Regions from separate parts of the Homo sapiens genome. Here region 2 is linked to region 1. A link is an interaction called in ENCODE POLR2A ChIA-PET data of the cell type or tissue named here. Cell type or tissue: PC-3. All regions are shown on one strand. Links, peaks and the distances in the headings refer to the core of each region. The heading gives the core; the rest is flanking DNA. Region 1 has its middle 120 kb from the start of SVIL. Region 2 has its middle 45 kb from the start of SVIL.

What was found. Peaks named below come from ENCODE experiments on the same cell type or tissue, not always from the same donor. Only the 100,000 strongest peaks of a DNase experiment are listed, where the experiment ranks them.
Region 2: POLR2A ChIA-PET joins it to region 1 with 14 read pairs; 4 of 35 experiments call an interaction of 5 or more read pairs at or near these places.

What each region holds. Positions count from the first base shown.
Region 1 is chr10:29,750,825-29,767,055 of GRCh38, reverse strand. No RefSeq gene overlaps it. Among named protein-coding and RNA genes, the nearest start is that of SVIL, 120 kb to the right of the region's middle. In PC-3, for the core only: no CTCF peak of the experiment used is centred there; DNase peaks (open chromatin) are centred at 8,925 and 9,305; H3K4me3 peaks cover 1,190 bases; H3K27ac peaks cover 2,880 bases.
Region 2 is chr10:29,671,656-29,687,886 of GRCh38, reverse strand. It overlaps a transcript of SVIL not described here. Among named protein-coding and RNA genes, the nearest start is that of SVIL, 45 kb to the right of the region's middle. In PC-3, for the core only: no CTCF peak of the experiment used is centred there; no DNase peak of the experiment used is centred there.

The DNA of each region.
Region 1 (16,231 bases), core at 5,096-13,095:
AGTCTCCCACCGTTGCATTCCCAAATTACACAACTCTTTTGAATTTATGATTTGTTATCTAAACAGCACACATTTTAGCTCTCTCTTTGTCATTCCCTGTCTCTGTGAGTGGATTAACTGCATACACTGTGCTGCAAGTCAGGAACACTTTAGGAATTACTGGGAAACATCATCGATCTTTGCCTCCTCTCACACATTCCACTAACACAAATTAACATGTGGGACTTGGAAGCAAAGGGGAAGATGAGATCCTAGAGAAGTGCTTCTCTGGTCCTTTGTCTTTTGATCTGATCCTGCCCAGTGAGTAGAGAACTTTCCCCACACTTAGGTCCCACATCTAACACAATCAAGTCCAAGCTCCTTCATGGGCGTGGTTGTCCTGAGTCCACAGCCACTTTTGGTGGGCAATGTAGAAGGAACTGCAGCTGCACGTACTGTGTGTAGCTCTACAACACTGCTAAACCAAGCCTGGGCACCTTGCTTCAAGTCCTGATGCTGAAAGAGTGAGTCTTCCCATGAAAAACAAGTAAGGTAGTAAATCAGATTAAGTAGGTCAAGCTGGTGACAAAAAGAGCTGATTTCAGATGAATCCTGGAGTTAGTAATTCACTGTCACTCAGATGTGGAAGTGAAATATAGATTTTTCACACTAGTATAGCTGGTGTGTCACATGCCAGTTGCAATAACACCAGCCCAATATTGATTGAACACATGCTATAGGCCAAGCAGTGGTCTGGTACATTATGGTCCCACATGAACCCTCATAGCCTGTGAGTTAGGTATGATGATCATCCCTAAAACTGAGGAGCTGAGAGGTTATGTAGCTTTCTCTAGGCCACACAGCAATTAATGGGATCAGCTGAGATTTGAACCCCAGCATATCAGGTTATAAGCCTGAGGATTAACCAATATGTTACATGGTGCCTTTTCCGTGTGGCCCAAGGAAAAATATCTGGGAAGGAAGAGGCTGCCACTGAGCTGCTCTGGGCCCAGCCCCGTGCAGGTGCAAGACTCCCAACCTGCCTGTTTTCTAGTGGCCTTATCTGATGCTCTCTGGGATCCCTGATGGCCACCTTTAAACTCCAGGTAGAGCTGGAGGCATGGGGTTGAGAAGTCATTTGCCTGGGAATTTCCGCCATGTGAAAGGAAGCAAATGAGGCCTCTAAAGATGACTAAGGCATATGGTGAGCAGCTGGAAATCTGTGCACGGATTGACAGATCCACTGCTCTTCCCTCTTCGTCCCGTGCCCTAGATCTGCTGCTAAGTCTATACCTGCTGTGATACCCAATAGGATCATTTAAGGGGCAGATGAGCTGAGATAAAGAGAATGAGCTGACTCTTAATCCATGCCTTAACTATAAACCTCTAAACAGCTGTTAGCCCTGCCAACCCCAAAAAAGTAAAAACAAAAGATTGCTTTAGGAAGTTGCTCCTCACATGAGCCTGGCTTTGCTCAGGTTGCAATGCCAGGTTAGCATAGGGATGGCAGAGTGTCCCTGCTGTCACCACGTCTATGTAATCAGTGTCCTGTGGACAGAGCCAGCAAGAGCAGTGAGAGTCTGAGCTGTGTCTGGATGCCAACATCAATGCTTTTTCATCAGCACACTGGTTTATAAATAAGCCATCTTCTGGTCTACCCTGTTGGATTTTTTTCTCCAAAGCCACTTGGTTCGTGAAACTACCTGGATGGTGGAAATGGTGAGATTGAGGGACACTTCAATCCACAAAACGTTGCTGAATTCCAGTCCTCTTTTTGTAGTTGCAGGTATCTTTACACAATGTGATTTGCATTATTTTTGCAAAAAGACTGAGATGGGAACGCTTATGAAAGAAATGCATATTGAAACAAAAAAGGGCGGGGCGAGGTGGCTCATGTCTATAATCCCAGCACTTTGGGAAGCCAAGGGGAGCCGATCACTTGAGGTCAGGAGTTCGAGAGCATCCTGACCAACATGGTGAAACCTCGTCTCTACTAAAAATACAAAAATTAGCTGGGCATGGTGGCGCGTGCCTGTAATCCCAGCTACCTGGGAGGCTGAGGCATGACAGTTGCTTGAATCTGGGAGGCAGAGGTTGCAGTGAGCCAAGATTGTGTCACTACACTCCAGCCTGGGCAAAAAGAGCAAAATTCTGTCTCAAAAAAAAAAGAAAGAAAAGAAAAGAAACAAAAAAGACTTTTCTAAACACAACAATTGTCAAAGACTTAAAAATTTAATAAAACCTCGGGTACATGAGGATGTAGAGAAATAGTCCTTTTGCACAGATTGCTGATAAAATATAAACACCTCTGTGAGGCTGAGCCTGGTGACTGGCACCTGTAATCCCAGCTCTTTGGGAGGCAAAGGTGGGTGGATTGCTTGAATCCAGGAGTTCAAGATCAGCCTGGGCAACACGGTGAAACCCCACCTGTACAAACAATACAAAAATTAGCCAGGCGTGGTGGCATGTGCCTGTAGTCCCAACTACTTGGGAGGCTGACTTGAGAGGATCACTTGATCCTGGGGAGGTCAAGGCTGCAGTGAGCCATGATCATGCCACTGCACTCCAGTCTGGGGACAGAGTGAGACCCTGCCTCAGAAAACCTCTATGAAAAGCATTAGGAAATATCTATTATTTGCATAAGTGTGCAAAAATATATGCATCAAGAATTTTTACTGCAACACTGGCAATTTTTAAAAATCTGGATATAACTTAAATATCTATCAATAGAAACTTATATATAAAGTACATCTATAAAGACAATACTATGCAGCTATTAAAAAGAATCAAGCTGGCTGGGTGCCATGGCTCACGGCTGTAATCCCAGCACTTTGGGAGGCCTGGAGGAGGGTGGATCACTTAGGTCAGGAGTTTGAGATCAGCATGGCCAACATGGTGAAACCCCATCTCTACTAAAAATACAAAAATTAGAGGGGGGTGGTGGTGGGTGCCTGTATTCCAAGCTACTCGGGAGGCTAAGGCAGGAAATCACTTGAACTCAGGAAGGCAGAGGTTGCAGTGAGCCAAGATCATGCCACTGCACTACAGCCTGGATGACAGAGCGAGACTCCATCTCAAAAAATAATAATAAAAAAAAGAATAAAGCTAATCTATATGTGTTGAAATAAAATATGCCAAGATATGTTACTAAATACTAAATGATTATTTAAAGGAACATATAATAGTGAATACATATATAAGGCTATGTTGAAATATGTATTTTCAACATTTGTGTACGTGGAAAACTCTGGAAGGACATGCAAGAAACTATTAACAGTGGTTATTTAGGTCACGGGAGGTATAAGAGAAAAAACTTTTATTTTTTATCTTTTGCATCCTTCTATTTGAAGTGTTTACATGGGCATGTACTTCATTTATAATTTTTTAAAGCTGACTTCAATTTTTTAGAAAGAGGAACAGTGACAATTCCTGGGTCATACTCAGAATTTCCACACATCTCTTTTCTGGAGAACAAACCACAGATGGTTCCCAAGGCTGAAGACAAATAGTTGCACAGAAGAGGAAAGAACTTAAGTCATGTTATCCACTAGGGCTTGTTTTCCTACTGTCCTCAAAAGTCCTTCTAGTCTTTTTCATTTGTTGCAGAAAGTTTTATCATGCATTTATAATTGCCGGTTTCCACGGAATTTCTCACGTGTCAAGTGAATCTAATTGGGAGTTCCATTCCGCCATGGCCCTGGCTCAGCTCCAAGCACCATCAATAATGGGTAGTGGAGGTTGGGGCTGCTGGGCCTCCCTGGACCTCCCCTTTCGAAGGGTTGAAGAACTCTGACACTCAGAAAAGAAGCCCCACTAGTCCCCAAATTGTGCTTCCTGGAGGCCTGTTCATATTGGTTCAAAGGAAAAGCAAGTTTACAACTGAATGTGTCTGAGAGACAGCAGAGCGTGGTGCAGTGGCCCGAAACATCTCCTGGTTTCCTCTCTGTGAGCGGGTAATTGCCTGATTATGTAGCCTGGATGCGCACGGCTCAGTGCATGGCTCAGAGCAGAACGTATCATGGGGTGCGAGTGATGTGTTCTCAACCTCTCTTCAAAAAAACTCTAGGCCAGGCACAGTAGCTCACACCTGTAATCCCAGCACTTGGGGAGGTCGAGGCAGGAGGATCACCTGAGGTCAGGAGTTCAAGACCAGCCTGGCCAACGTGGGGAAACCCCATCTCTACTAAAAATACAAAAATTAGCTGGGCATGGTGGCGGGCGCCTGTAATCCCAGCTACTTGGGAGGCTTAGGCAAGAGAATCGCTTGAACCCAGAAGGCTGCAGTGACCCAAGATCACACCACTGCACTCCAGCCTGGGCAACAAGAGCGAAACTATGTCTTGAAAAAAAAAAAAAAACCTCTAGCAGGAGAAATCACTTTTGCATTAAATTTTGCATTTCAGATATATTCTCTAGTGACCACTGAAACAATTACATATCTTCTTCTTTTTTTTTTTTTTTTTTGAGACGGCATCTTGCTCTATTGCCCAGGCTGGGCACGATCTCGGCTTACTGTAACATCCACCTCTTGGGTTCAAGCAATTCTTCTGCCTGCTTCAGTTTCCCAAGTAGCTGAGACTACAGGTGCTTGCCACCATGCCCAGCTAATTTTTGTATTATTAGTAGAGACGGGGTTTCACCATATTGGCCAGGCTGGTCTCGAACGCCTGACCTCATGATCCACCTGCCTCAGCCTCCCAAAGTGCTGGGATTACAGGCATGAGCCACCGCACCAGGCCTGAAACTATTACATTTCTAAGAGAGGGTTTAATGTTTGCCTTTTCATAGGATTTAACATAATAGTTATAAGTACTAGACAGTGTAATCACATCAGACCAATCTGGTTCAATTTTTATGTAACAAAGTTGTTTTTCAGTTGTCATGGCCCCCAGGTCGAAGGTCACATAACCTGAGCATGCCCAGATGAACCGACTGTGCAACCACAGGAGGAACCTAAGTGCTCAGAGGAGCGGAGACTGAATTAAGAAGCGCACACCACATGGCAGGATCCACAGTCCAATCAGATAGAGCTCTAGTGTCACCGCCTGCCAGATCCAGTCAGATTGTGCCTCCTGGCATCAACACATTGCAAGATCCAATCAGATTGCACCTCCCCACCCTATGTTTATAAAACCTGACCCAGCCACCAGCTGGAGAGACAGATTTGGGAGTTTCCTCCTGTCTCCTTGCCAGTCAACTTTCTTTTCTCAAAAGCCAGTGCCCTGGTATTGGTCTCTATGCACATTGGGCAGAGAACCTATTGATTGCCCAGCAATAATAGCATTTATGTATGTATGTATATATATATGTATTTATTGTTTTTGAGACAGAGTCTTGCCCTGTAACCCAGGCAAGAGTGCAGTGTCAGGATCTTGGTTCACTGCGACCTCTGCCTCCCAGGTTCAAGTGATTCTCATGCCTCAGCCTCCCGAGTAACGGGGATTACAGGTGCACGCCACCATGCACTGCTGATTTTTTGTATTTTTATTTGAGATGGGGTTTCACCATGTTGTCCCGGCTGGTCTCGAACTCATGAATTCAAATGATCCACCCACCTCGGCCTCTCAAAGTGCTGCGATTACAGGTATGAGGCACTATGCCTGGCCAATAATAGTATTTATATAAGTGATAAGTCACCTAGGTGACTTTCCAACTCAGGAAAAGGACCAGTTGGAGAAAACAAGGTAATGAGACCAGAGATCTTCGGACAGGGAAGGGGGACCCTCTGTCACTGGGAAAAGCTCCTTAACCAGGTCCAACACCCTTCCTGCCTACTTCCTCCTGTCCAGCCCTCACCCATCCACCCATGGTCGGTAGATGTGGGAGAATCAGAATTGAGGTGAGGTTGGGGAGGTGAGTTTTAAAAGCTCTAGGCCAGGTGTGGCAGCTCAGGCCTATAATCCCAGCAATTTGGGAGGCCGAGGAAGGTGGATCACTTGAGGTCAGGAGTTCGAGACCAGCCTGGCCAACATGGTGAAACCCTATCTCTACCAAAAATACAAAAATTAGCCTGGCATTGTGGCAGGCACCTGTGATCCCAGCTATTCAGGAGGCTGAGGCAGGAGAATCGCTGAACCCGGGAGGCAGAGGTTGCAGTGAGCTGAGATCGTGCCACTGTACTCCAGCCTGGGTGACAGAGCAAGACTAGGTCTCAAAAAATATTAGCCCGGCGTGGTGGTGGGCACCTGTAATCCTGGCCACTTGAGAGGCTGAGGCAGAAGAATCACTTGAACCTGGGAGGTGGAGGCTGCAGTGAGCTGAGATCCCACCACTGCATTCCAGCCTGGGCCACAAGAGGGAAACTCCATCTCAATAAATAAATAAATAAATAAAAGCTCCTGAGGGCCTCATCCTGGGATTCCTTCCCCTCCTCAGAGCCTGCGGTGAAAGCAACTGACAAAACCACTCCCTGTGGGGCTTGGCACTCTGCTTCCTTTTCTTCCTCATAAATATCTCAAAGACTATTCCTTTCCCCGGACACAGACAGACCAGACGATGTCTCTAAATTCATAGAGCTGGAAGAGAAACCAGGTGACCCTTTCCCCTTCCATTTGCAAAGCTGTATATGCACTTATGATATTCCAATTTTACTTTGCATGAAACCCCCCAGGTATTACTATGAAAAATGTAAATCCCTGAGCATTTTTCTCAGAGATGCTGACTCCATTGACATTGTGAAGGGTTCAGAAGTCCACATTTAAAATAAGCAGGTCAGGGTATTCAGCAGCACACTCAGGAAAATGCTGACCTCAGCACAAAGGAGTTGCTTAAACGACAACAAATTCATGAATGAACTGATAAACTAACATGGATGCTTATGTTGTTAATATTCTTTAATTTGTACACTTATTTTACACATACTATTTTAAATAAATGATATAGTTCACAATTTGTAAAAGCTTTGTAAAAGTTTTTTTTTTTTTTTTTGACTCAAAGTTATGCTCTGTCACCAGTCTGGAGTGCAGTGGCCTGATCTCAGCTCACGGCAACCTCTGCCTCCAGGTTTAAGCAATTCTTGTGCCTCAGCTCCCCAATAGCTGGGACTACAGGCACCTACCACCACACCTGGCTAATTTTTTTTTTTTTTTTTTTTTTTTTTGTATTTTAGTAGAGACAGGGTTTCACCATGTTGCCCAGGGTGGTCTCAAACTCCTGAGCTCAGGCAATCCGCCTGCCTTTGCCTCCAAAGTGCTAGGATTACAGGTGTGAGCCACCGAGCCTGGCCATTTGTAAAAGTTCTTAAGAGTGGTAGATCACAGTGGATAACCTTATAAAACCATCTAACATCAGAATTTCTGGCACTTCCTGACATGTTACCCTGAGCAAACATTAAGCTCTCTGCATTTCCGTTTATTTATGTATAAAATGGGGATGATTATTGCATCTAGTTGTGATGTATATTAAATCAGATTATGCATGCGGAGTGGGTTAGTGTTCACCCCAAATTCATGTCCTTCCAGAAACTCAAACTATTACCTTATGTGGAAATAAGGTCTTGATAGACTTACTTTCTTAAGATGTGATCCTATCAGATTAGGGTTGGCCCTAAACTTAATGACTGGTGTCCTCATAAGAAGAGGGGAGGACACACACAGAGATGTCCACATACACAAAGAAGAAGGTCATGTGATGAAGGAGGCAGCAGACTGGAGTGAACCAGCCACAAGCTAAAGAATACCAAGCAGGGTGGCCACCACCAGAAGCTGGAAGAGATGAGGAAGGATTCTTCTCTAGAGCCCTCAGAAGGGCCATGGCCCTGCTGACACCTGGACTTAATTTGGTTTTCACTCATTTTTATTTAGTGATTAATTGATTGATACAGGGTCTTGCTCTGTCACCCAAGCTGGAGTGCAGTGACATGATCACAGCTCACAGTAGCTTTTAACTTGGGCTCAGGTAATCCTCCCATCTCAGCCTCCTGAGTAGCTGGGACTACAGGTGCATACCATCATGCCTGGCTCATTTTTTATTTTTTATTTTTATTTATTTATTTATTTATTTATTTATTTATTTATTTATTTTGTGATGGAGTCTCGCTCTGTTGCCAGGCTGGAGTGCAGTGGCACGATCTCGGCTCACTGCAACCTCCGCCTCCCGGGTTCAAGCGATTCTCCTGCCTCAGCCTCCCCAGTAGCTGGGATTACAGGCGTGTGCCACCACGCCCAGCTAATTTTTGTATTTTTAGTAGAGATGGGTTTTCACCATGTTAGCCAGGATGATCTCGATCTCTTGATCTCGTGATCTGCCTGCCTCAGCCTCCCAAAGTGCTGGGATTACAGGCGTGAGACAGGTTCTCTCTCTGTTGACCAGGCTGGTCTTGAACTCCCAGCCTCAAGCAATTGTCCCACATTGGCCTCCCAAAGTGCTGGGATTACAGGTGTGAGCCACTGTGCCCGGCCTGACACCTTGACTTTATATTCTAGCCTCCAGAACTATAAGAGAACAAATTTCTCTGTTTAAAGCCACCTAATTTGTGACACTTTCTTACAGCAGTCACAGGGAACTAGTACAGGAGGTAAATATTTAACCTGGTCCTAAAAGAAAAAAAAAATGTTTAACCTGGTCCTTGGCACAGAGAAGACACTCACTAATAATTAGCAATTTTGTTAGGTAAATGCAAACTTCTGTGCCAGTTATTCTAACTTGAATCTTTCTCCCTTGCAGTTCTAGTTCTACCCAATATTCAAACTAGTGCCTCCTACATCCCATTTTACCTTGCATTACACTTATATGAGTGTTTTAGCTCTCCTTCTGGCCTGCAAGTTCCAGGCGATGGAAACACGAAGCCTTATTCAGTTTCTGTGTTTATGACAGTCCCAAGCACTGCAGTAAGAAATATTTGAATGCTTACTAGGGATTGGGAGTAGCACTAGGCACGGGAGTTATAAAAGATGATTATGATGCTGTCTCTGCCCTTCAGAAGCTGGAAGGTTTGTCGGGAGGGTGATGGACAAATGAGTCACTGTGGGACTCCGGTAAATGCTATAACAGCCGCGGTGAGAGCCAGGGGAGCAGAGCTGACTCACCCTCAGGTGGGTGCACAGGTGAGACTTCACCCAGGAGACCACTTTTCAGCTGAGGCTTAAAGTGTTACAAGCAGAGTTCCCTTGGTGGAGAAACAAGAGATCGCCGGGGTTCCAGGCATGTGCAAAGACCAGAGTGTGATGGCCCAGTGGGCACCACTGAGGAGTTTCAACTCTGTCCTGCAGAAATAAGAAGAAACCACAAGTGTAATCACATTTAAATAGATTCTTTTGGGGCAAGGCCAACTGTCATTCCTTGAAGGAAGTGCTTACTGAAAAGCCTTAACACACCAGGCATTGTCTGGTTGGCTGCTGGTTCATTTGGGGTCATCCCCTCTTTCCTGAGTCCTTGAGTCACTCTGAAATCAAAGGGTAGCTCCTGAAACTTCTCATGAGCTGTGCCACGGTGACATTAGGACAGGAATTGGGGGTGGAAGTGAAGAACTGAGTGGGCAGGAAGGTCTGGAAGAGCCCAGCAGAAATAGGACATGACTAGGGGGCCTAGACAGAAAAAGTAGTGAGCAGAAGAGAAAAAGAGGGCAAATGAAGGTAAAAGTTCACTTCTCTCTCCGTGAACTTGGAAAAGACCTGGCCCTCCAGTGAGAAGTGGGCTGGGCAAGAATGAGCTGCTCAAATCCCTAGGAGTTCTGGAAAGGTGGGGGAAAAAGAGATGACAGCCTGAGAAATCATACCAGGGCTGAGAAGAGGAGGGAAAGTCTCTCAACTAAGAGCTGAAACAGAATTCCTAGCTTGTCTCATGACTTAGCACTAACAATGAGGTCTCAAGATGGGTGAGAGAGTGGATGCCGGCCAGGTCTCCCACCAAGTCCACAGGGCATCGGCAGAGGAAAGCCTGTTTTGCAGATTGAGATTTCCCATAAATTGTTACTCCTTATATGTATTTTACTCACAATTTGTCTCATCAACTTTATCAAAGTAAAATTTTAGTGCAATAAAATACCACCATTTAAAATGTATGCTTGTAATCCCGGCACTTTGGGAGACTGAGGTAGGAGGATTGCTTGCAGCCAGGAGTTCAAGACCAACTTGGGCAACATAGCGAGACACCATCTCTACAAAAAAAAAACAAAAATTGTTTTAAATTATCCCTGCATGGTTGTGCACCCCTGTAGTCTTAGCTACTCAGGAGGCTGAGACAGGAGGCTCCCTTGAGCCAAAAAGTTCAAGGTTGCAGTAAGCCACGCGTGACAAAGTAAGACTCTGTCTCAAAAAAAAAAATGTACATCTGATGAGTTCTGACAAGTGTATATACTCAAGTAAGCAACCGCTACAGTCAAGATGCAGAACAGTTCCTTCACCCCAGAAAATTCCCTTGTGTTGCTTCCCAGCCAATTCCCCTCCCACTCTCAGCTTCAGGCAACCCCTGATCTGCTTTCTGTCCATGTAGATTAGATTTGTCTTTTAGAGAATTTCATGTAAATGAAATCATACATTACATAGTCTTTTGTCAGCTTGGCTTCTTTCACTCAGCATAATGTTTTCGAGATCCACCCATGTCACTGTGTACATCAGTAGTTTGTTCTGTTTTTGAAGGCTAACATTTCATTGTATGAATATAGCTCAGTCTGTTTATTCACCTGCTGATGAAATTAGGGTTGTTTCCACTTTTTGGCTATTATGAATTAAGCTTCTATGAACATTTGTCTACACGTCTCTCTGTGGACATGTTTTCATCTCTTTGGTGAACATCAGGAGTAGAATTGCTGGATGTATTTCTTAAAGTGCATCATTAACTTTTCCACAGTATTTCACAATGTGAGTTTCCCACCACCAACGTCCACGAGGTCCATTACTCTGCATTCTTGCCAACACTGGCTTTGAACTTGATATGTCCTTTTAATTTTAAACATTTTAACGGGATGTATCGATGAAAAGAGTCAAACTCTGTAAAATATTCAAAGAGATTTATTCTGAGCCAAATATGAGTGACCATGGCCCCTGACATAGCCCTCAGGAGGTCCTGAGAACATGTGCTCAAGGTGGCCAGGGTACAGCTTGGTTTTATATATTTTGGGGAGGCATGAGACATCAATCAAATAACTCAGAAATAATGTTGGTTTGGTTCAGAAAGGTGGGACAACTCAAAGCAGGGGGTGGCTTCCAGGCTATAGGTAAATTTAAACATTTTCTGATTGACAATTGGTTGAGTTTGTCTAAAGACCTGGGATCAATAGAAAGGAAATGTTCAGATTAAGAAAAAAGATTGTGGAGACCTGAGGTTCCTTCAAAGTCTCATAGTGGCTGCCCTTAAAGACAATAGATAACAAATGTTTCCTATTCAGATCTTTAAAAGGTGCTAGACATTTAGTTAACATCTCAGGATTGGGAGGGCCTGGAAGAAAAAGATCTAGCTATGTTAATAGAGATTCTTTACAGATGCAGATTTTCCCCTACAAAGGACGGCTTTGCAGGGCCATTTCAAGACATGGCAGAAAAACATGGTTTGGGATTAAATATTTTGATTTTTTTCCTTGTCTTATAACGTTATGCCAGAGTCAGATTGGAAAGTAAGTCACTATGTATAGGGTCAAATAAAACCCATCTGATGAGAATTATGGCTTGTGGGGGATGACTCTCCAGACCCCTTAGATAGGAATTTGGGCAAGATAAAAACATCAGAGCTTAGTCGTCAGATGTAATGTGTACCAGTTTCTCTTGTACTTTTAATTTGCGTTTTCCTGAAGATAATATTGAGCGTCTTCTCATGTGCTAATTCGTCATTCACATGCATCTTATATGGAGTATCTGTTCAAATCTTTTGCTTTTTTTTTTTTTTTTTTTGAGACGTCTTGCTGTCACCCAGGCTAGAGTGCAGTGGTGCAATCTCGGCTCACTGCAATCTCTGCCTCCCAGGTTCAAGCGATTCACCTGCCTCAGCCTCCTGAGTAGCTGGGATTACAGGTACTCGCCACCACGCCCAGCTAATTTTTTGTATTTTTAGTAGAAATGGGGTTTCACCATCTTGGCCAGGCTGGTCTTGAACTCCTGACCTCGTGATCCACCCGCCTCGGCCTCCCAAAGTGCTGGGATTACAGGCGTGAGCCACTGCACCAGGCCTCTTTTGCTCATTTTTATTGGATTGTTTGCTATTATTAAATTCCACAAGTTCTTAAATATTCTAGATACAAATACTTTTGTCATACCTATTACAAATACATCCACATGAGCAGCACCATGAAAAGACTATCATTTCCCCAATTACCTTGGCATCTTTGTAAAAACTCAATTATCTTCATATGTGTGGGTCTATTTCTGGGCTCTCTAATCTGTTTCTTTAATCTGCATATCTAGTTATACATCAATACCAGATATCTTAATCCCTATAGCTTTATAGTAAGTCTTATATAATTAGGTAGTATAAATCCTCCAACTTTGCTCTTTCATTTCAAAATTGTTTCTCTCAGCAACATCTTGTAGTTTTCATTGTTTGAGTGTTGCATAAATTTTTATCTTGTTTAATTTGGCCCAGAGTACTTCATGGATTTTAATGCTACTGTAAATGGTGCTGTTTATTGTAATTTCAATGACAACTGCTTCTTGGGAATTCATTAAATGTTTTAATATGACTGTCTCATTTTTTAGTCATTAGCAAAAGTGCTGGGCAAAGGGCATATGCTATCCAGAAGTTCTCTTGAAACTACGTGGAAAAATTCAAGAAAAGTAGGCGCCAATGGAAATTCTACCTAAGAAATGGCTTCCTCTAAGAGGGAGCCCTCAAAGAGATCTTGGCTAAAATCAGAGAAGACCCTACCTGGTAATTTAGTTGAGTTAAGAGACCCCAAAGTCAGTTAGTCTACCTCTTTGGAAGAGGTATTAAGAGTCTTGGAATAGTGGTTCCCAAAGCTGGGAAGTGAGGAAAGAAAGAAAGAAGAAAGAAAAAAAAAAGAAAGAAAAAAAGAAAGAAGTCTGACCCTGATCTCTAAGCTTCTCAGAACCCGCTGTGTGATTTCTTGACTCTCCAGAGATTCTGATACTCAATCCTCAGGCATTTATCCTCCCTCCTTATTCTGCTCTGATGACCACTGTGATCTAGAGCCAACTTATTGATGGGAGAACAGTGTATTTCTCAGCGTGTGAGGGTGGAAAACAGTTCTGAATGACGCGAGCTCATTTGGAAGATGAGTACTTAGTATGGAGCCCTGAAGAAAAGTCAGTCTGAACCTGTAATTCCTGCCCCAAAGCCATCATTCTACAATTTGCAACTGGTTCTGGTGGGAATACTTCATTTCCTCATTTAAATGGAAATGCTCCCAGAGGTGGTGCTCTAAGTAAGTCATTATGAAATAGTTAACTCATGAAACAACAAGTAATTTTTGAAAGAGCCATCACCTTAGACACAGCTTACAGTGCCCTTGTGAATATGGTTTGGGGACTTTCGATAGGAGGGGAACTAAAGAAGAGGGAGATGAAGGTAAACTCTACAGTATTCATGCAACCCTGATATGGCTAAGAATATTCCCAATAGGGAACAAAGCACAGAAAGACCAGTTGGAAAATTGAAAACACACTGCCTCCTTCCCACGCATGGTGGCATTGACGCCGACCTTGTATGACCCCAGAGCTTACATAGTTGGCTAAGAGCTCCCACCTGTTGGCTGGACCTGCCTACCAACTAATGAGATAAAGGAATATTCATGCAGACTCTCTGAAGATTCCTCCACATTAGCCTAACGAGAAAGAAAAGAAACTTTTTTATTTGAGGAACGAGAGCCCCCTTTAATAATCAGGACCTGAGAGGCGTTAAAACAAGATAGCTGGCTACAGCATGGTGGCTCATGCCTGTAATCCCGGCACTTGGAAGGCCCAGGTGGAAAGACTGCTTGAGGCCAGGAGTTTGAAACCAACATGAGCAACATAGCAAAATCCTGTCTCTACAAAAAGTTTTTTTTGTTTCTTTGTTTTTTGTTTTGTTTTGTTTTGTTTTGTTTGAGATAGCAGTAACATCTTACTCCCCACCTTGAGCTAAGTTCAAAACCACCTGCTGTATGGACTCTAGACTAAGTTTTGCCACCAAGTAGCCATAAATTACCCTAACAACGCCACATGCTGGACACCATAGCTCTTACCTTATAAACAATGTATAGCCTATCACTTATCAATATTATTTCTTAAACCAATGAGAATTCTTCACAACTTTTGTAATCACCTTGTCCCCTGATTTGTCCTTTTAAAAAAAAAATTAAGCCTCTTCATTTTTAGAAAAGTGTTTAATGTTTTCTAGGTGAATATATTATCCTTATCAGTTGTCCTGTTATTGCTAATTTTTAATACCATAAAGTTGAAAATATCAATCTGTTCTCTATTATTATACTTCAGCAGATGTTTGAAATTTTCACAGATGCCCTTTAGGACATTGAGGAAGTTGTTTCTATTTCTAGATTTCTGGAAGATTTATCATGAATGAATGTTCAATTTTGTCAAATGCTTTTGCATGTCAATTGAAATAATCATCGTTTTGTCCTTATTCTATTAATATGTATTACATTGATTGATTTTTGATTGTTAACAGGCATTTGCATTTGCAAGATTTTAAAAAATTAAGCCTCTTTTTTGTTTTCTGGAGCACTTCCCAGTATTTTCAGGGCTGCAGTCCTCAATATTGGCCCAAATAAACTCTCTGTATTAATTTTGCTTTAGTTTCCTTCTTCAGATGGACACCAACAAACTTCTACCCGTCCTTCTAAGCTCATCTCAAACAGCACTTCCTTTGTGAAATCCAGTCTCAGCTACCTACATTCATAGCTACTCCTCCTCTCTGCTTACACAGAACTTTATTTGTAACTCAAGTTTTGTATTTTCCAGGATAAATCATAACTATTTAGTTTACGTGTCTTTCTTTCCCCCTCGCTCTGGAGACAATTTGCTACAATAATCGATTTTCATTTCTACTTTGAGCTTTGCCTCTGAGCTTCGTTCTCCTAAAATCCACCTGCCTTTTCTGCCACTGCTATTTGAATCCATCAAAGGGACTTCGAACTCAAAGTATCCAAGGGTGAACTTGAAACATCTCTCCCTTTTCCAGTGTTGGTTCTCTCTCGGTGAATAGCTTCTGTTTCTCTAGTCGGGTAAGCCAGAAATGTATAGTCATCCTCAGCACCCATGCCCCACTATTCTCCATGCCCACGTCACTCAATAACTGTACTTCCTAAATACAGAATGTCTAGAATCTCTCCATGCCCATCCATTCTCCCTCTCATCACCCTACACCATGCTTGCAACTTCCTCTCTCCTGTACTCTTGCAATATCCTCTCACTGATCTCCCCACATGTATTCCAGCCTACCTCCAATGCATTCCCCCACTGCAGCCAGCATTATCTCTGGAAAATGCAAATCTGATCTGTTGCTGCCCCATCTATAACCTTTCAATGTCTTCCTTTACTCTTGGGATAAGGACCCAAGGCTCCAACATCCCTTACAAATCCCCGCATGGTCACCAGCTGCCCACCTGACCTGCCTCTTTTCCTCTCTGTACTCTGTAATTGTCCCTTTTCTTTTTCTTCCTTCTTTCTTTAACTTATTTTGAAATAGCTTTAGACATACAAAACAGTTGCAAAAATAGCACAAAGATCTCTCATATACCCTTTGTCCAGCTTCGCTAAATGTGAACATCTTACATAACCATAGTACTATGACCAAAACCAGGAAATTAGTAGTAATATGCAATACTGTTAACTAATCTACAGACTTATTTGAATTGCTCCAGTTGGCTCAGGATCCAGTCTATGACTTCTCATTGCATGTGGGTGTCATGTCTCCTTAAAATCTTCTCCAACCTGAAGCAGTTCCTGTCTCCTTGACCATCACTGTTTATCTAGTTGGTCTGATCTGGGTTGGTCTGATGTTTTTTCACATTTAAGTTCAGGCTACACAATCTAGGGCAAGAATATCACCAAAGTAACGTTGTGTTCTTCTCATGCATCATATCAGGAAGTGTAGGATATTAATGTGTCTCATTACTGGTGATGTTAAATTAACTTTGAGCCCTTGGTTAGGATGGTGTCTGCAAATTTCTCCACTGTAACAGTTACTCTTGTGTGTGTGTTGGGGTTGGAGGGTGAGACAGATATTTTGAGTCTATGTAATTATTCTGTTTCTCATTATACTTTTGCCTACTAATTTTAGCATCAACTGATGATTTTCTCATGAAATAAGTATTACTGGTGCTTGCCAAATGGTGATTTTCTATTTTTATCATTTCTTCTACATT
Region 2 (16,231 bases), core at 2,760-10,759, 77 kb after region 1:
GGCAAAAGTCTCAGTCGATGAGTTTATTAAGCCATCTTAAGGGCATAATCCAGGGGAAAAACAAATGCCATAGACAGACCTGTGGCTGTTATTCCAAAGAAGTTTTCAGGAGGTTTAGTATTTATACCTTTTCTTAAAGGGGGAAGGCATTGTAGAAAAAGGGGCAGGTAGGTGGTAAAGCAAATTTACGGGGTTTTTGTTTGTTTGTTTATTGAGAAAGAGTCTCAACTCTGTCACCCAGGCTGGAGTGCGGTGGCGCGATCTTGGCTAACTGCAACCTCCCTTCCCAGATTGAAGCAATCCTCCTGCCTCAGCACAAGTGTGCACTACCACGGCTGCCTAATTTTTGTATTTTTGGTAGAGACGGGGGTTTTGCCATGTTGGCAAGGCTGGTTTGAAACTGCTGACCTCAGGTGATTCACCTGCCTCAGCCTCCCAAAGTGTTGGGATTACAGGCATGAACCACCTCACCTGGCCAAACTTGACATTTTTGGGAGATTTTATTTAGTGCCCAGTAAATCTACATTTTGCATACGGTAAGGTGAATGTTTGAAGAGAAAAAAGGGAATAAAGGAAGAATCAATTATGCAGAGTTTTTGGGTAGGTGGAGGAATGATTGATCTGGTCTTGTCTTTGTTCTATACCAGGGAAGATAAGCTTGTAATTGACATTATCAGTGCGGAATCGAATAGACTTTAGTTTTAAGAGCTAGACTTAGATTGTAAACATAAAATTACAATTGGCATGTCCTTGTTTATGGGAGGGCAGCAAAAAGTTTACTTACCTATGGAGGCAGTCCTGAGGCCTTCTCCTCTGGATAATGCTAGTAACAGCTCTTCATTTGAAAGAGGGTGTTGCATGACTCAGCCTCCAGGCTTAATCTTTTATTTTGCGTAAGGAGTTTGGGGGTCTTGAGATTTTTTTAAATATTCCCTTGCACGTGGTTGTTTGCAAGAAGTAATGGCAAAGCCTGGTTAAAGTGGATTCAATCAAAACAATTTTAGTCATGATTTAAATTACCAAGTAGGAAAAATCTAGAGGATTCTAGAAATTGTGTGTCAGTTTCAAATCCTACTGTGCTGGTCATATGGAAGTGAGGAATATTGATAAAGTAAGAAGCAGTGCGGTATTTCCAGAGGTTAAATGCAAACCGATTCATTCCATTTCATTTAAGTATATATTTCTAGGCTTTGGAAATTACATCCTATGATTTTTTTAAAACTTTTCTCCCCCAGATTCTGGCTACATTGGAGATTGGTTGCTTTCTAAAACTGAAGGAGAAGCCCATGAAGAGATGGTGGATTCTCACTGAGTTTTGACTAGCGGAAGAAAAGGTAATTATTGATGATTTCGGAATATGTTTGCAGTATCATGTGGAGTTCAGCTGCAGTAGCAGCAAAGACAAAACTGAGAGTTTTAGACATTTTCTGTTATAATAACAACTGGTACCACTCTAATTTCATTGTGTGAGATGGACTTTTTAAAAACAAAACTTAAAATGTTCTTCTTAAATAAGCTTTTCCAGGTAGGTCTACCTGAGGATTAAGGTGTTACCATCAAAGCAGTTGACTCCTTTCCTTAGACCATGTTCCTGGGCCTGATTCCCAGCTTGTTCTGTGTGACAGCCTCACATTTATAGGGATTATGAAAGAATTTCCAAGATAGAGGTTACAGGAAGACCACTAAAGTGTAGGAACTCATTTTAATCACAGGTTCCTTGCTTGTCCATTCTGAAAGTATCAGTTTATTTTTTCTCTCTACTTCAAGTTGCTCTGCCTAATGATTGGATTTATAGTTAAAAATAAACCATATTTAAATTCATATTGATCTACTTTGTTAGGCAAATTGGTCCTAGGGCCAATGGGTGGAAGATATAAAGAAACAGATTTGAATTCAGTATAAGGAGGATTTTTTGAACATCTGACTGACTAATGAATGGGTTGCCTGGCCTGGACGAAGCTCTCCATTGATGGAGATATTTCTATTGTAAACCAAAGATTAAATTCTAAGCCAAGTGACTGAATGGAACATCCTCTCAGCCAAGGGACCCAACAAAACCTGAAAAATTAGTTCAGATCATGATGGAAAGGGAGGGTCAGGCATGCCTCATTACACTCTCCTCCCTTTGGAGTTCAGGCAAACAACTGACCAGCATTAACTTTTCAAAAGAAGACATACACGTGGCCAACAAGCATGTAAAAAAATGCTCAGCATCACTAATCATTAGAGAAATGCAAGTCAAAACCACAGTGAGATACCATTTCACACCAGTCAGAATGGCTACTGTTAAAAAGTCAGAAAATAACAGATGCCGGCGAGGTTGTGGAGAAAAGGAAATGCTTATACATTGTTGGTGAGAGTGTAAATTAGTTCATCGTGGAAAGCAGTGTGACAATTCCTTGAAGAACTTAAAGCAGAATTAACATTTGACCCAGCAATCCCATTACTGGCTATAGACCCAAACGTGTATACATTGTTCTGCCATAAGGGCACATGTACACATATGTTCATCACAACACCATTCTCAATAGCAAGACATGGAATCAACCTAAATGCCCATCAATGGTAGTAGACTAGATAAAGAACATGTGGTGCATATACACTATGGAATACTACACAGACATGAGAAAGAACGAGATCATGTCCTTTGCAGCAACATGGATAGAGCTGGAGGCCATTATCCTTAGCAAACTAATGCAGGAACAGAAAACCAAATACCGTATGTACTCATGCATAAGTGGAAGCTAAACAATGGGAACACCTGGATACTAGGAGGGGAACAACAGATACTGGGGCCTACTTGAGAGTGGAGGCTTGGGGGAGAGAAAAGATCAGAAAAAATACTCATTGGGTACTACGCTTCCTACCTGGGTGATGATCTGTACACCAAACCCCTGTGACACACAGTTTTACCTACGTAATAAACCTGCACGTGTAATACCCCTGAACCTAAAATAAAAGTTAAAAAAAAATAAAGGTCCTAAGACTGACAGAACAGTAAGATACCAAATTCCAACCTGACTCTACTGTAGCATCATATGGTCCATAGCAGGCACTGAAAACAAATCACAGTATTTTATCCCTTTGACATATTTTGAAATAGCTTTGTAAAGCTGTTTCTTTTGGGAGAAATTTACATTCCATAGAGAATCCTTTCCCTTTCCAGGTCTTTTCCTAATACTGAAGAGATTGGCTGAGAGTCTAGCACCTTTTAACGGTCTGCATAGGAAGCATTGACCATCTATTGCGTTTGGGGGCAGCCACCTATGAGACTATGAGACTTCATCTACATAAGAACTTTTGCCTCCACAACCCCCATATTAACCCAAACACTCCTCTCCTTTCTGTTTATTCCAGGTCTTTAGACAATAACTTAACTCTTTCAACCAATTTCCAGACAGAAAATCTTTGACTCCACCTATGACCTGTAAGCCCCCACCCCCCAAGTTGTCCCGCCTTTCTGGATCGAACCAGTGTATACCTTCCATGTATTGATTAATGTCTTCTGTCTCTGTAAAGCACATAAAACCAAGCTGTAACCCAACCGCCTTGGGTACATGTTCTCAGGAGCTCTTGAGTCTGTGTCACAGGTCATGATCCATAACCTTGGCAAAATAAACTTCTAAATTGACTGAGACCTGTCTCAGATACTTTTTGGTTCACACTATAGAAACTCTGTGTTTGTCTGACAAGGATGTTGCTGCAGAAGAGCCTCCCTGAACTGGAGTTGGTCAAACTGAATCTTCCTAGGTCTATTTTAACCAAAAGGAATTCTACAGTTTCTCTATTGATGGCCCAAAGGAAGCAGAGTTTTTTGGAGTTTTTTTCGGTGGGGGTGGTTGGCTTTTTGTTTTCACACATTAAAAAAATTACGCAAAGATGTTCAACTCAATTATGGCACTTGTAATTTCTGGTGCTTCTGTCATGATTTGGGGTGACTTTCATGAAATGCTTATTCTCAAGCATATTTCCTGACCAGTGTGCCATGAGGTTAGAGAGGCTATTCAGAGTGAGGATGATTTTGTGCTTCCATGGTGAAGTGCAGCACAGAGGGGTTCTCTGGGGCAAGTTGGGGGAGCCCAGAGTGCATGGAGAGTGAGGGCCTGGCACAGGCTGTGTTTGGATCCTAAGGAACCTCTTAGTGCAGGTGAATCAGGGTAAATGACAATGAAAATCTGCCCGAGGGAGAAGATGTGATCAAAGTATGTGCAAAGCAAGTGTGTGTGTTTTGCTAGGTTGGGAGGGAGAAGATTGCTGTAAGTTGATTATAATAAGCCTGTGTAAACCAAAAATAAAATTCTAAGCCCCTCAGCCATCTGAATGAACCCCTCCTCTTGGCCAAGGCCATTCCAAAATTAACCTGAATAACTAGTTCAGGCCCTGATGGGAAGGGCGAATCAGACATGCCTCATGATACCCTCCTCCCTTTTGGAATTCAGACCCAGCTGACCAGCATTAAGATGAACACAGACCTTAAGACTGATAGAACAGACTCTTTAAGTCTAATAAGAAACCTTTACAATCAGTTTTCTGAAGCCTGAAGCCTGCTACCTGGAGGCTTCATTTGCATACTAACACCCTGGTCTCCACAATCCCTTATCTTAACCAGACATCCCTTCTTATTGATTCTAAGTCTTCAGACAGTAATTTAACTCTTTCAGCCAATTTCCAATAAGAAAATCTTTGACTCCATCTATGACCTGGAAGCCCTCACCCCCACTCCCAGCTTCCAGTTGTCCCACTTTTCTGGACCAAACCATTGTACATCTTACAAGTACTGATTGAAGTCTTATGTCTTTCTCAAATCTATAAAGCCAAGTTGTAGCCCAGTCACCTTAAGCACATGTTCTCAGGATCCCCTGAGCCTTTGTCATGGGCCCTTGGCCACTCATATTTGGCTCAGAATAAATCTCTTCAAATGTTACAGAGTCTGACTCTTTTTATCAACACCTGACTTAGAATCTCAGCACCATCTTTGGACCCACCTGCTCTGCTACCTTTGAGCCCTTAGTTTCTGCCTCCCTTGGCCAACTCTCCCCATTAACCATTCTATGAGGACAGGTGAATAGTCATTAAACATGAGGTGAAGCACAGTGTTTTTTGAGAACATCTGAATGTCCTGTGACCATTCCTGTAGCTAACATACACTTGAACCTAGAAAAGCATATCTGAATTGTAACAGAATTTGTATACTCCTCTTTCTTCACCAAGCCTGTCTAATTCCAGGCAGAAATGTTTCTCCTTCTTCCTTCTAAATGCAACATCATTTTGTCCTTTGCATGTTTCATTGGTTTGGTTCCTTTTATTAATTATGTAATAATTATGGTTTGGTTCCTTTTATTAATTGTGTGTAAAGGGTATCTCCTCACTGATCACTAGACGATAAGCTCCAGGAGGAAAAGGATTTCTTTCTGTTTTGGTTGCTACTTTATGCCAGGAACCTAGAGCAGTGTCTGGAACTTAGTAGGTGCTTCATAAACATTTACTTAATGAGATAACAAATGTGTCTCTCTGGCTAAACTGAAAGCTTCTTGGGGACAAGAAGAGTCTCTTCGTCTGTGACTTCATCATTGGGCTGACGCAGCAGCTGCCTTCTCCTCTGGCTATGGGACTGTGGGCTGAGATACCTACACGTGGGCTACTCTCTCAAAAGGGCTGAGGAGGGGGCGTGGTATTGGAGCTGTGTTGGTGACTAGAGGTTAAGATCTGCCAACCTGCTGCTTAAGGCGTAGAAGATTCTTTCCAAGATGCATACAAATGAGATTTGGAAGAGATGCAAAGCCCAGAGCCAGCATGGGTGTCCATGCTAGGACCTTTTACTAGCTAGGATCACCAGCCCCTCCCAGGAAACTCTCTGATGGGCTGAGGGAGTGGGGACAGGAAGGGCGTGTGCTGGGTGTCACAACAGAGCCTTCCCTTCAAGACAGGTCTGAGCGGAAGTGTGTGGTAAGTCACATGGAGGCAGAAGGTCTGTTCCTGATCAGGGTTAAGGTGCCCCTTTGGTCTCCCTTCCTAGCCTGTGTAAGAAGCCCTGCATCTGTTGAAATAAACAAATGCGACAAGGAAGCGCAGAAGCAGCAAGCCTTATTGCAATGTGCCTAGTGTGGTTTGTAGCAAGGAGGAAGTCCTGCTGGTGGGAGCATCCAGCCCAGCTCTGATGATCTGAAACCATCTTTGAGTAACTGGTGCCCAGAGGGAATGTTTTACTTTTTGGCTGCTTTTCTGACGTGATCATTAGGAAAGAGATAGGCACACTTTTGCACAACTTCTATGCTAAGCTTCTTTGTCTGGAAAGGAAATTTTAGTTGCAAGGACTTAAAATTTCCTTCTTGTGAGCTGATACTTTTGAGACAGTCAAGAGGATGTTAATTTAATGAAATCATGAACTTATGCTTCTTATCTCCTCCTCCTCCTCCTCATTCTTCTCTCTCTCTCAACACACGTACACACACACACACACACACACACACACACACACACCATTCCATCTTTAGAGGTCATCATGCCTTTGCATGTCATGCTTTGTGCTGTGGTGGCTGGAGACTCTCTTTCCATCACCAGCTATTCCCTGGGCTGTCATTCTGTGTAAAATCCTTTCTGCTGACTTCTCATCCTTCCTTGCCTGCACGTGCCCTAAATCTCACTTTTCTGCCCATCCTCTTTGGCTCATCCTCTTCTCTTCCCACACAATTCCCTTCTCCCAGTGCCATCCTCCTTCCCAGTTGTACCAGTCACAGCCCCATTCCCTACCATGCCAATTACAAATGCAACCCCTTTATGACAGCTTCCTGCCCCACCTCCACAGGGAACTCACCTCTCTTCCGCCCTGCAGTGCTCTGAGCTTCTCCCATGGACTTTCCGTCTCCTGCCCCTGAGCCAGTTGTTTGTGAGGCAAGCCCAGCAGGTAGTGTCCATGCCTGCTGGTTGCCTTCTCCTTCCCTCCCACTTTCTTTGCTATTTTTTTTTTTGAGATGGAGTCTCACTCTGTCGCCCAGGCTGGAGTGCAGTGGTATGATCTCAGCTCACTGCAGTCTCTGCTTCCTGGGTTCAAGATATTCTCCTGCCTCAGCCTCCTGAGTAGCTGGGATTATAGGCACACACCACTACGCCCAGCTAATTTTTGTATTTTTAGTAGAGACAGGGTTTTACTATGTTGGCCAGGCTGATCTTGAACTCCTGACCTCAAGTGATCCACCCGCCTCGGCCTCCCAAAGTGCTGGGATTACAGGCGTGAGCCACTGTGCCCAGCCTCTCTTGCTATTTTTGATTTGCCCTAAACTCCATCACCCTTCTTAAATGCATGGTACACTTTTTACAGCATAAATATTTGGTGATAGCCCTGAGGCTAAAGTGCAAGATCACAGCACGCATCGGGGCCCATTTGGTGCAGGCTCCCATCCCACGGCCCCCTGCCCATGCGCCATGCTGTAGCATGTGTAATTCCTATCAACTTTCTGAAAATAGCAGGCTCCAGGCCTCGTGTTGCATACTACCTGGAACACCTTCCCTCTTCCTTCTCAACTGGCTGCATCTGACTGATCACTAAAGATGCCATTCAGGTGCCTCCTCCAAGAAGCTAGCTGGGTCATATGCACCTCCACTGGTGGGACGGGGAGAGTGGACAGAACGCCTATGAGAACATGTGCCAGTCTGTATGTTTCTGGTGCTGATCTCCTTGACTAAACAGACTTTTATTATTACTGAGATAGGATCTTATTCTGTCACCCAGGCTGGAATGCAGTAGCACAGTCACGGCTCACTGCAGCCTCAACCCCTTGGACTTAAGAGATCCTCCCACCTAAGCCCCCCAAGTGGCTGGGATGACAGGCACATGCAACTATGCCGGGTAATTTTTAATTTTTTATTTTTAGGAGAGATAGGATCTCGCTATATTGCCGAGGGTCTCGAACTCCTGGGCTCAAGCAATCCTCCTGCCTCAGCCTCCCAAAGTGCTGGGATTACAGGTGTGAGCCACTGAGCCTGACCTGGACTTTTTTTTTTTTCTAATTTTAGATTCAGGGGGTACATGTACAGGTTTGTGACATGGATATTCTGTGCAATGGTGTAGCTCGGGCTTCTGTAAACGAACTTCTGTAAAGGTGGAACTGGATCCCTGACCTCTAGCAGTGCCACCCAACAGAAAGGTATTTAGAAAGTGGCTGGCTTGGCGGGGCATGGTGGTGTGTGCCTGCGGTCCCAGCTGCTCAGGAGGCTGAGGTAGGAGAATCTCTAGAGCTTGGGCAGACGAGGCTGCAGTGAGCCGTGATCAGCGCCACTGCACTCCAGCCAGGGCAACAGAGTGGGACCCCCATCTCAAAAAAAAAAAAGGAAAAGAAAAAAGAAAAAAAAGTGGCTGGCTTTCTAATCATTCATCTTCAGACTTTCCAATCTGTACTCAATGCTTTTGGTTTTAGGTTTTTGTTTTTCTAATAACATATTTGATGAAGAAGTCCCATCTGATGCAGAGGAGACTTGCATGTGGAAAGGAGTTGTCACTATTTCTTAAATTGTGGCTTCACTGGCTTCATTACCTGCACCTTCTCTTCTCACAAATATATGTCATTTTTATTTACCATGACATTTGAGAATTTAGTAAAAGTTAGTGGAGCAAGTTAGTCCCCTTAGTTGCCTACAAGCAGCTCTAAACCCAGGTGTTTTTTTGTTTTGTTTGTTTGTTTGTTTGTGACGGAGTCTCTCTCTGTTGCCCAGGCTGGATTGCAGTGGCACAATCTCTGCTCACTGCAGCCTCTGCCTTTCAGGTTCAAGTGATTCTCCTGCCTCAGCCACCCAAGTAGCTGGGATTACAGGCGTGCGCCACCATGCCAGGCTAATTTTGCATTTTTAGTAGAGATGGGGTTTCACCATATTGGCCAGGCTGGTCTCGAACTCCTGACCTCTGTTGATCCACCTACCTCAGCTTCCCAAAGTACTGGGATTACAGGCATGAGCCACTGTGCCTGGCCACCCAGGTGTTTTTAATTTTATACACAGGCTGCTACAAGCAAACCAATGCTGGGAGATGGTCATGCAGCTCAGGTCAACTCAGGGTACCCTCAACCTAAAATGTGAGAGGAGAGCTGCAGAAGCAATGGACGAGAAGGGAGCAGGGGTTTTAATATCCCCCACACATCTTCCAGCTTCTACTCTGCTCACTAATTTCATTTTGGACAAAAGCTTGTTGATTCTTCTTACTCAGGCTAGTTACCTGCATTATACTGAACAGAATTCCTCCAGGGAACAGCCTCTTGGCTAAATCAACATACACCTGCCATTCACAGATGCAGGGTTTCTAGCAAGATTCTAGAGCAGGGTCCCCAACCCCTGGGCCATGGATCAGTACTGGTTTGTGGCCTGTTTGGAACCTGCACAGCAGGAGGTGAGCGGCAGGTGAACGAGTGAAACTTCATCTGTATTTGCAGTTGCTCCCCATTGCTTGCATTTCCCCCTGAGTTCCGCCTCCTGTCGGATCAGCAGTAGCATTAGATTCCATAGGAGCATGAACCCTATTGTGAACTGCGCATTTGAGGGAGCTAGGTTGCATGCTCCTTATGAGAATCTAATGCCTGATGATCTGTCACTATCTCTCATCACCCTTAGATGGGACTATCTAGTTGCAGGAAAACAAGCTCAGGGCTTCCACTGATTCTACATTATGGTGAGTTGTATAATTATTTCTTATATATTACAATGTAATAATAATAAATTGCACAATAAATGTAATGCACTTGAATCATCCTGAAACCATCCCCCTCAACCCCTGGTTCATGGAAAAATTGTCTTCCACAAAACTGGTCCCCAGTGCCAAAAAGGCTGGGGATTGCTGTTCTAGAGCCTTTGTCTTTCAGATAAGGTAGACCCTGGCTTCACTTCTAAAAGGAAGATAAATGACTTTCTAGTGATATTTGCCCATTTTAGACAAATGTTTCTGCACCTTAGACTGAGGGCAGGTAGGCAGGATCATTGCTGGGGTGGCTTCCTGCTTGAACATTGTAGTTTCTTTGAGTTGAAGGTAGAACATTAAGATGTGATCACTGAAGGAGGAGCATCAAGCACAAATGAGCTCCTGATGTAGTTTACACAGCACTTGGGTGGAAAGGGCCATCCCTTTCCCTCTTTCCTTATGGAATTGGGAATCCGACAGTAAGTGGCCAATGAAAATGTATCCTCGCTGGTCACAGTGGCTCGTGCCTGTAATCCTAGCACTTTGGGAGGCTGAGGATGGAGGATCGCTTGAACCCAGGGGTTGAGAGAAGCCTAGGCAATATAGTGAGACCTGTTTCTATAAAAAAATAAAAATTAGCTGAGCATAGTGCTGCACAGCTATAGTCCCAGCTACTTAGGAGGCTGAGGCAGGAGGATTACGTGGGCTCCATTGCATGGAGTCCAGGAGTTTGAAGCTGCAGAGAGCTATGATTGTGCCACTGCACTCCAGCCTGGGCAAGAGTGAGACCCTGTCATTCTGACCCAGGTGTTATTCCGAGCAGCACTGACAGCATTCAGGGCTAGGTCATGCTTGGTTCTCTTGGCAGAATTTTTTCTTTGGTTTGGGGATATCGCCTGTACATGACAAGACAAAGGGGCAGGAGGAATGGAAGCCTTCCAGCATCGTTCACATTGCATGCTTGGAAACACTACTTGGGGGTGGAAAGTGAATGCATCTTTGTGGCATCTGAGTTCCCAGCAAAGGGTGTCTGCTGAGCTGAAGGCAAAAAGGGAAGGGGGAGAATTTTATAGAATAGGACATCTGGGGCACTCACATGGAGGGAGATTTAATACTATTTAGTCCCTGGCATTATTTCTCTTTCCTTAAGTTTACACTTTTTAAATTTGAAATTGAGAAATGATCACATTTAAATAGCAATGATTAAACATGTAGTTGATCCAGTTACTTTGTCATCCTTTATTTAGAAATGTCCGTAAGTAAGTGATCTCTAGTCTAGGAGGCAGATGGGTTCTGATGACCTGGGAAGAACTCTGTTGTTACCAAGGCTAAATCTCCACAGGTGTTTCCAAGACCCAAGGGTCACAGCTGTGTGCCAGTAGGAAAAGAGGGGTGGAAAATCGACTCCAAACGGCCAAATGGGCGTTACATCCTAGGCAAATGCCAACCTAAATGTAGCCCTTTGTGTGGTCAAGGCTGTTGTCAAAAGCAGAAAAAGCTAGCTCTAATTTCTCCAAACCAATGTCCAGCTCAGTGTTCCAACTGCCAGCTGCTCCGGCCCCTTAAGGTGATAACTCAGGGCCCAGAGTGACCTCTCTTGCTCCATTGGAGCCAGCCAAACCCTTGTGGATTTTTTTGTACTTACCTTTGACAAGAGGAAATCTCTGCAAACCTCTGTGTGCAGTTCCAGAAACATGTTTTACTTTATCATCATGCTCAAAGACTGCTTTGTAAGCTCTCTGCATTGGGGGTAAGCTGGTTAGCATTTACCTAGTATTTGTGTTTATTAAGTTAGTCTTTGCTCTCAAAGAGTTTATATTGTGCGTGTGCGCACACACACACACACACTCTTTTTTTTCCACTTAAAAACAGAAGAATGAATGAGTGTGTATGTGTTTAGGTGACACTGAGAGGTAATGTTACCAAAACACCAGTGGTTCGGTCTTGATCCTGCTGCTGTTCACCACACAGAAAGCCAATCACTGAGATAATCAGTACTGCCAGGGAAGAAGGCTTTATTCAGGTGCTGCAGGTGAGGAGATGGGAGATCAGTCTCAAATCCATCTCTCTGACTGACTAAAATTAGGGGTTTATATAGCAGGGAAGAAATGTAACCATGCATGGGAAACAGGAATTAGAGAGAGGTAAGGATGAGGAATTGGTCAACAGGAAGCAGGGGGTCAGTAGTTATCATGATGGGTGAGGGGTCTGGTGTTTTATTGCCCAGATGCAGTAATCTGGTAAGTTTCAGCTCTGTGATACTATCTCAGAGGACTGATGGTTGGTTTCCTGAGAAAGGAGCTCAGATAAGACAAATGTAACTTTCTTATGTTTCAAGACTGGGAAGGGTCAATTTCTATGTTTATTCAAAAGAAACCATAAACATCAGTTCTATGGGCAATTGGACTGATCAGTCATGTAGCAATAAGATACCCATGAATACATCTTTACTATCATGAACAAGTCTTTGTGTAACACTTGGGCGAAGACTGGAGGAAACGGTATGGTTTTTCTATTGGGAGGGTGGATAAGGGGGAAAAAATCATTAGTTTTATTCTTAGAACAGATGAGGGTGAAGATGTAACACGGTTTGATGGACAGGAAATGGAAACTTGCTACAGTGGGACTGGTGGAAGAGCAGAGGTGTGCTTTGTGAGGTTCTGGGGGTCTGTGTGGGTGGGAGTAACATCCTAGCCTGGAGAGGGCTGGTTTCTTCTTGTTCTTTTTGTTTTGTTTTGTTTTAGAGACAATTGCAGTGCAGTGGCACAATTGTAGCTCACTGTAACCTTTAATTCCTGGGCTCAAATGATCCTCCAGCCTCAGTCTCCTGAGAAGCTAGGACCACAGGCATGCACCACCATGTCCAGCTAATTGGTTAACTTTTTCTTTGCAGAAATGGGGTCTTACTGTGTTGCCTAAGCTGATCTCAAACTCCTAACCTCAAGTGATCCTCCCACCTTGGCCCTGCAAAATTCTGGGATTACAAACATGAGCCATTGTGCCCAGCTGAGGGCTGGTTTCTAGAAATGGTGGTATGCCAGGCTTCATACTGGGGTCATGCATGTGGACTGGGCTCATTGGCCTGATTGCTCTAGCAATATGTGGGGTAGGAAGAATCATGCCCCCTCTCTCCTCCTCTTCGAAAAATGTCCACATCCCAATCCCTGGAAGCTGTGAATATGTTCAGTTATATGGCAGTTGGGAATTAAGGTTGCGAGTCAGCTGTCCTTGAGATGGGGAGATTATCCTGGACTATCCAGGTGGGACTTTTGTAATCGCAAAGGTCCTCGGAAGTGAAGAAGGAAGTCAGGAGAGTCAGTGTCAGAGTGATGCCGTGGGACACAGTCTTCAGGGCTGTTGCTGCCTTGAAGATGCAGGAAGGGGCCGTGAGCCAAGGAATGCAGGTGGCCTCTAGAAGCTGGAAAAGGCAAGAAAATGGATTCTCCTTGAGAGCCTCCAGCAGAAATGAGGCCCTGCCAACACCTTGACTTGTAGCCCAGTGAGACCCAAACATCTAACATCTAAAACTATAAATAAGAATTTGTGTTGTTTTAAGTCACCACGTACATAGTCATTTGTTACAGCAAGCTATAGCAAACAATCCAAATGGAGACCTGTCTCTGGTTTGGAAATGCGAGACATTCTTATTTATTTGTGGAATATAATATAATGGAAAATTTATGGAATATAAGTAACTCCAAGAAGATTCTTGTCAACATTAATTCTGAGATTTTTCTAAGCTAATTTATTTTACTACAGTAAGGCCAGGAACTTTATTGCTTTGCTGTTGTCTCCTCACTGCCTCGATCAGTGCCTAATTCATTCCTTTTTGAATGAATGAATCTTTTCTAACCAAACTCATGAAAAACCCTAAGAAACACCCCCCACTTTTTTTGAGACAGAATCTCATTTTGTCACCCAGGCTGGAGTGCAGTGGATCACAGCTCACTGCAGCCTCAACCTCCCAAGTTCAAGTGATCCTCCCCACTTGGCTTCCCAAGTAGCTGGGACCACAGGTGCACACCACCACGTCTGGCTAATTTTTTAATTTTTTTTTTGTAGAAATCAGGTCTTGCTATGTTGCCTAGACTGGTCTCAAACTCCTGGGCTCAAGTGAACCTCCCGCCTTGGCCTTCCAAAATGCTCTCATTACAGGTGTGATCCACTGTGCTTGGCCCCACCTTTTCAAAAAAAAATTTATGCTAAATTGTAAATGTTAAATTGAGGCTCTTGTTATAGACAAGGCATATCATACTTCGCATTATCATTCAAAGATGAGAGGCTTAATTAGAGAATTTTCTACAGTTGGGTTTTAACAAGAGCCATTCTTAACTTCCTTGGGGTCTAAGAACTTCTTGGTACCTACACATGGTTGAAATGTTAACCCTGTACTTTGCTGCTTAGCAAGACTGCTGTAATGCTGATATGGTTTGGCTCTGTGCCCCCACCCAAATCTCATCTCGAAATTGTAATCCCCACACATCGAGGGAGGGACCTGATGGGAGATGATTGGATCATGGAGGCGGTTTCCCCCATGCTGTTCTCGTGATAGTGAGTTCTCGCGATAGTGAGTTCTCGCAAGATCTGATGGTTTAAAAGTGTTTGGCAGTTCCCCCCTAGCTCTCTCTCTCTCTCTCTCTCTCTCCCCCCTAATGCCATGTAAGACGTGCCTTGCTTCCCCTTTGCCTTCCGCCATGATTTTAAGTTTCCTGGGGCCTCCCACACTATGCAGAACTGTGAGTCAATTAACCCTCTTTTCTGTATAAATTACTCAGTCTCAGGTAGTTCTTTATAGCAATGTAAAAATGGACTAATACAAATACATAGCAAGTTAGGACCTTAAGTCAGTGATTAAAAAAAAAAAGTATTCATTATTTGTGAAACTCAGCTTGGAATATCTGATATTATTTACTAACATATAATTAATAATCATTGCATGGCATCTTTTAGAATAAGAATATTTCTAGTGTAGATTTATTTCTTTACTCATTCTCTAAAGAAATCTTTGCTAAGGCAGGTCACAGTAGCTCACGCCTGTAATCCCCGCACTTTGAGAGGCCAAGGTGGGTGAATCACCTGAGGTCAGGAATTCAAGACAAGCCTGGCCAACATGGTGAAACCCCATCTCTACTGAAAATACAAAAATTAGCTGGGTGTGGCGGTGGGTGCCTGTAATCCCAGCTACTCGGGAGGCTGAGGCAGGAGAATTGCTTTAACCTGGGAGGCTGCAGTTGCAATGAGCCAATATCACACCACTGCACTCCAGCCTGGGCAACAGAGTGAGACTCTGTCTCAAAACAACAACAACAACAAAACAAAACAAAAACTTTGCTAAGATCCTGCTGTGTGCCAGGCACTGGAGAAACAAAGATAAATAAACAAGATATGGAATTTTTTCCAGAGGAAGCCACATTCTAGATGCAAAGAAAGATAAGTGAGTAGCTCAAGAGAACATGGAATAGCAGTGCTAAAATAATTTAGGGTGCCAAGAGGAAGGAACTTCCCACTCTGCAGGAAGAGTGCAGCAGAGAGGAGGAGATATTTGAACCTAGTACTGAAGCACAAGGAGGAGCATAGCAAATGAAAGAAATAAACATTATTAATTGCCTACTGAATACCAGGCACCATGCTGGGCACTTATGTGCGTAATTTTATTATTTAATTTTTACCCTAAGGAAAATTGGATTTAGTTAAGTAACTTTGCAAAGCCACCCAGAGTGGCATTTCTATTTTTTTCTTTTTTCTTTTTTTAGAGACAGGATCTTGCTCTGTCGCCCAGGCTGAAGCACAGCGGTGTGATCACGGCTCACTGCAGCCTCAACCTCCTATGCTTAGGTGATCCAGGATGGCATTTCTGGTTATTGTCTTAGAAATCATTGGTTTTAACACTCTAGAGGAGAGACTGGCAGACTTTTCTGTAAAGGGCCATATTATAAATGTTTCAGGTTTTGTGGACCATACAGTCTTTGCTCTAATTATTCAACATTGCCACTGGAACATGAAAACAGCCATAGATAATACAGAAATGAATAAGCATGGCTGTGTTCGAATAAAATTTTATTGGCAAAAATTGGCAGTGATGTGGCCCACAGGTTACAGTTTGCTGACCCCTGGTCTAGAAGAGCAATTACAGGTACCATTTTGTTTGGAGATATTTCTGGAGAGGGAGCCTATAGGTTTCATTAGCTTCTTAAGTGGGTCAGCGACTACTGGGATTTCTGGTCAGTGACAGTTTCAGAATGTATTATAGAACCTCACAGAGAAATGATAGCAGGCTGGATTAATAATAGAGATTCAGACTGACCCAATTTTCTAGCATTTTACATCATAAGGATTAATATTTTACAGACCTCTGAGAATCCAGATATAATACATCTTTAGGTCATTAGAGAGGAGTCCAAAGAGAAAACCACACTAGTTCAGTGTTGGCAGAGGATTTGACATTGTGTGGCCATGTGTATATTTTAACTTGGAGATTTAAAAAAATAGGAATAGAGATGATATGTCTGGAGCCATTGGAAAGAAATAAGGTAAATATCTGAATGGATGACCTAGGAGAAGCCTAGAGTA